2 separate regions of the Homo sapiens genome follow, and region 1 is linked to region 2. A link is a loop called in an ENCODE intact Hi-C map of the cell type or tissue named here. Cell type or tissue: CD14-positive monocyte. All regions are shown on one strand. Region 1 has its middle 18 kb from the start of MIR7107. Region 2 overlaps CAMKK2 (calcium/calmodulin dependent protein kinase kinase 2).

Region 1 (2,500 bases), 150 kb after region 2:
GAGGTTACAGTGAGCCAAGATCACACCACTGAAATCCAACTTGGGTAACAGAGCCAGACCTTGTCTCAAAAAAAAAAAAAAAGAAAAAAAAGAAAAAAACAATGCCACATGAGCAACAGTGCTTACATTTCCTGCTTGCTTATCAGTAAGGTTAACTGCTGATGTGCTGTTTCTTGTGTCCAGGTATTGCGCTAGGTGCTGTAGTTGCCTCTGCAGTCCTCAAAGCAACTTTCTGAAATAAACATTGCTTTGCTTCTCTAACCTCTGAGAAGTTAGACTTGTCTAAAACCTCATGGTTAAAAAGTGGCTATGCAGAATTTGAACCTAGCTCTGATGCCAGAGTTGCTCTTAACCCTTCCAGTACCACATAAGAAATGAGAAACTTGGGCCAGGTGTGGTGGCTCATGCCTGTAATCCTAGCACTTTGGGAGGCTGAGGCGGGTGGATCATGAGGTCAAGAGTTCGAGACCAGCCTGGTCAACATGGTGAAACTGTCTCAACTAAAAATACGAAAATTAGCTGGGCATGGTGGCGGGTCCCTGTAATCCCAACTACTCAGGAGGCTGAGGCAGGAGAATCGCCTGAAACTGGAAGGCGGAGGTTGCAGTGAGCCAAGATCGTGCCATTGCACTCCAGGCTGGGCGACGAGCGAAACTCCGTCTCAAAAAAAAAAAAAAAAAAAGAGGAACTTGAGCTATTATGCAAAAATGTTGTGAAATCTCTTTTAGGTCCAACTTGACTTGACTCAGGATGGTTGAGTTGAGACCAACTGTCATTTCAGTGCAGCTGGGAGTGGCCACTTCTCAGAGTCTGTTATCTCCTGACTGTGCAGTGAGTAACACATATGGCCTTGGGTGCTCAGAATTTATTAGTCCATCAACAGAGCTGAAAATACCTGTGAACACCAGGAGGCAGATGCCCCTGTGCTTTGGGCAGAAAGTTTGTGTGGCTAATAGTAAAGAAAAAAATTTTCTGCTTTTGAAGATCAAAGCATGTAAATCAAGGCCTCCCACTTGTTTGTCTGCAACCACAATTGGTAGTAACTGGCTTGAGCAGGTCATGGTTTCCCTTTAGAAGCAGCATAAGTTGCCAGAGTTTTGTGGGCACTTGTGCTTTTTGTCTAAACTTTTTTTTTTTTTTTGAGACAGAGTCTCGCTCTGTTGCCCAGGCCGGAGTGCAGTGGCGTGATCTCAGCTCACTGCAAATTCCACCTCCTGGGTTCATGCCATTCTCCTGCCTCAGCCTCCCAAGTAGCTGGGACTACAGGCACCCGCCACCACGCCCGGCTAATTTTTCTGTATATTTAGTAGAGACGGGGTTTCACTGTGTTAGCCAGGATAGTCTCAATCTCCTGACCTCATGATCCACCCGCCTCTTCCTCCCAAAGTAATCTTTTGATGAGACTCTGGAAATCTTAACATTTCCTCCAAATTGGTAACTTGGTGGTGGCAAGTCTTTAAATCCAGGCCATAGAAGCTAAGCAGTAGGTGCTGGTTTTGTCTAAACTTAAATTCAAAAATTCAGATTTATACAGTCTTAGTTTAAAGCAGTTTAATGTTTACTCTTAGATTTGTGTATTAAGTTTTAGTGGCTTCTTTATAGAAAGAGTACAAAATGCTTGGTGGATTTTTTAGATAGTAGTTTGAAGTAACCCTGGTTTATTAGCCAGATAATAGAAATGTCAGACAACAGAAATGTTTAGTGTAACAGGCTTGATACTTGGAAATTGGCTTGTTTGGCAGAGGGCAAGCATTTCCCCCTGGAATTTGAATTTTTAAACTGGCATGCCTTTCTACCCCCTCCCCCCCCTTTTTTTTTTAAAGACAGAGTCTTGCTGTTGCCCACCCAGGCAGAGTACAGTGGCATGATCATAGCTCACTACAGTCTTAACTTCTGGGCTCAAGCAGCCCTCCCGCCTCAGCCTCCCCAGGAGCTGGCATATAATGCATACCACCATGCCTGGATAATTTTAAACAATTTTTTTTTTTTTTTTTTTTTTTTAGACAGAGTCTTGCTCTGTTGCCCAGGCTGAAGTTCAATGGTGCAATCTTGGCTTATCGCAACCTCCGCTTCCCAGGTTCAAGTGATTCTTCTGCCTTTTCCTCCTGAGTAGCTGGGATCACAGGTGCATACTACACTCCCAGCTAATTTTGTATTTTTAATAGAGACAGGGTTTTACCATGTTGGCCAGGCTGGTCTCAAACTCCTGACCTCGGGTGATTCGCCCGCCTCGGCCTCTCAAAGTGCTGGGGTTACAGGTATGAGCCACTGCACCCAGCCCCATGCTGCTTTAAGTAAATTTTTTAAATAGGTCATGTCATATGGATAAGTCTGCAGTGGAATACAGTGAAGTCTCTTTATCCCATCTTCACAATATGAAAGGATGTCATTTGAGGTGCCATGGTGTCTTCCTTTGTAAACATCAGATTCCCTAGAGGAAGGGACAGAGCCTCTTTTCTAGGTTACTAAGCTGTGATTTGACACAGCAAACATTCCCTTG
Region 2 (2,500 bases):
TAACTGAAGGAAGCCAGTCACAAAAGGTCACATATATATGATTCTATTTATATGAAATTTTTAAAATATGCAACTCCACAGAGACAGAAAGTAGACTAATGGTTGCCTAGGACTATGGGGGTGGTGACATTAGTGGGTGTGGGGAATGGCTGCTTAATGGGCACAGGTTTTCCTTTTGGGGTGATCAAAACGTTTTGAAACTAGATAGAGGTAATGGTTGCACAGCATTGTGAACGTACTAAATGCCACTGAACTATACACTTCAAAATGGCCAACTTATGTTACATGAACTTATATCTCAATTTTTTAAAAAAGGCCAGGCACGGCAGCTCACGCCTGTAATCTCAGCACTTTGGGAGGACAGGGCGGGTGGATCATGAGGTCAGGAGTTCAAGGCCAGCCTGACCAACATGGTGAAACCCCATCTCTACTAAAAATACAAAAATTAGCCAAGTGTGGTGATGTACACCTGTAGTCCCAGCTACTCAGGAGGCTGAGGCAGGAGAATCACTTGAACCCGGGAGGCGGAGGTTGCAATGAGCCGAGATCACGCCACTGCACTTCAGCCTGGATGACAGAGTGAGACTCCATCTCAAAAAAAAAAAAAAAGAGAGAGAAGTCGGACACAGTGGTTCATACCTGTAATCCTCCCAGCACTTTGGGAGGCCAAGGCAGGTGGATCACCTGAGGTCAGGAGTTCAAGACCAGCCTGGCCAACCTGGTGAAACCCCATCTCTACTAAAAATACAAAAATTACCTGGGCATGGTGGTGGGCACCTGTAATCCCAGCTACTCGGGAGGCTGAGGCAGGAGAATCACTTGAATCCGGGAGGTGAAGGTTGCAATGACTGAGCCGAGATCGCACCACTGCACTGCAGCCTGGGTGACTGAACAAGACTCATCTCAAAAAATAAAAATAAAAAAGATTAACACATCCCCTTAGGCTGTCAATTCTTACCGTCTCTGGGACAGAACATTAACCTTTGCTTAACGTGTTTGACAAATTCTGCTGGACAAATGTCACAGGTACCACTGGAATTCAGGGAGTACATTTGTGGACAGACACCTGTGGATGATGGCCACTCCATGCTAATCACCCACATCACAAAGGGTCTCTCTGGACCATCCTGGCCAACATGGTGAAACCCCGTCTCTACTAAAAATACAACAATAAGCCAGGTGTAGTGGCTCATGCCTATAATCCTAGCTACTGGAGAGGCTGAGGCAGGAGAATTGCTTGAACCTGGGAGGCGGAGGTTGCAGTGAGCTGAGGTTGCACCACTGCACACCAGCCTGCCAACAGAGGGAGACTCCATCTCAAAAAAAAAGGGCGGGGTGGGGGGGGGGTCTCTCTAGATGTCCCAGGAAAACAGTGAGGGCTCAGCAGAGATTTTATGAATGAATAAAATGGTATCTCCGATGACATTGGGAGGTAGTGGGGTAAAAGAGAGGAAGGTACAGACAGCGGAAAGCCAGAGCTCCCTGGAGGATCTGGCTGAGAGGCAGAAAATGGCCCTCAGCGCTCTCGGAACGGTCCTTCCAGAAGAACTGATGAAATAGCTACTACGCCAGGCACGTGGCAGGGAAAGCCCAACAGGAAAGGCAAAAGGGAAAACCCAACGCCCCAGCCCTGACACGGGCCTGACTCATGCACACAGAGTGTGTGGTAAGAGAACGCCAAAGAGTCCAATCATGCGGCAAGATGTTCAACCTCACAGTAAGAGAACTGCAAATTCAAACTACAATCAGGCAGCCTGGTGGCTCCCCAAAAAGTTAAACGTAGAGTTGCCATATAACCAGCAATTCCTCTCCTAGGTATAGACCCAAAAGAATTGAAGGTAGGGATTCAAACGGATACTTGTACACTAATGTTCATAGCAACATCATTCACAATAGCCAAAAGGTATAACCAAGTGTCCATCAACAGACGAATGAATAAACAAAATGTGGCAGAGCCATACAACAGAATACTATACAGCCACAAAAAAGAAGGAAACTCTGACTCACACTACAACACAGACGAACCGTGAAGACATACGCTAAGTGAAGCAAGCCAGATACTAAAGGACAAGTGTTGTAAGATTTCAGTTACATGAAGTATCTAGAATAGTCAAATTCAGGCCAGATGCAGTGGTTCGCACCTGTAATCCCAACACCTTGGGAGGCCAAGGCAGGCAGATCACTTGAGGTTAGGAGTTCCAGATAAGCCCGGCCAATATGGTGAAACCCCATCTCTACTAAAAATACAAAAATTAGCCAGGCGTGGTGTTGGGCACCTGTCATCCCAGCTACTCAGGAGGCTGAAGCAGGAGAATCACTTGAACCCGGGAGGCACAGGTTGCAGTGAGGCGAGATTGCGCCACTGCACTCCAGCCTGGGTAACAGAGCAAGACTCCATCTAAAATAAATAAATAAATAAAAAGTGTTTTAAAGGAAAGAAAATACCTGTAACCATGATCGGAGTTATGATGATAAGGCCTAGGATGCTACGGGATCAGAC

Evidence for each region. A loop is a pair of places that touch in the nucleus more often than their neighbours do. Peaks named below come from ENCODE experiments on the same cell type or tissue, not always from the same donor. Only the 100,000 strongest peaks of a DNase experiment are listed, where the experiment ranks them.
Region 1: a loop joins it to region 2, with 2.3 times the contacts of the local background. A loop is called at or near these places in 1 of 110 quality-filtered maps.

The regions. Positions count from the first base shown.
Region 1 is chr12:121,424,644-121,427,143 of GRCh38, forward strand. It overlaps a transcript of KDM2B not described here. Among named protein-coding and RNA genes, the nearest start is that of MIR7107, 18 kb to the right of the region's middle. RefSeq lists an enhancer at 867-946. In CD14-positive monocyte, a CTCF peak has its summit at 982; a DNase peak (open chromatin) is centred at 778; H3K27ac peaks cover 2,500 bases.
Region 2 is chr12:121,275,566-121,278,065 of GRCh38, forward strand. All of the region lies in intron 1 of CAMKK2 (calcium/calmodulin dependent protein kinase kinase 2), which reads right to left. Among named protein-coding and RNA genes, the nearest start is that of CAMKK2, 20 kb to the right of the region's middle. In CD14-positive monocyte, CTCF peaks have their summits at 1,278 and 1,477; DNase peaks (open chromatin) are centred at 1,616 and 2,026; H3K4me3 peaks cover 363 bases; H3K27ac peaks cover 2,500 bases.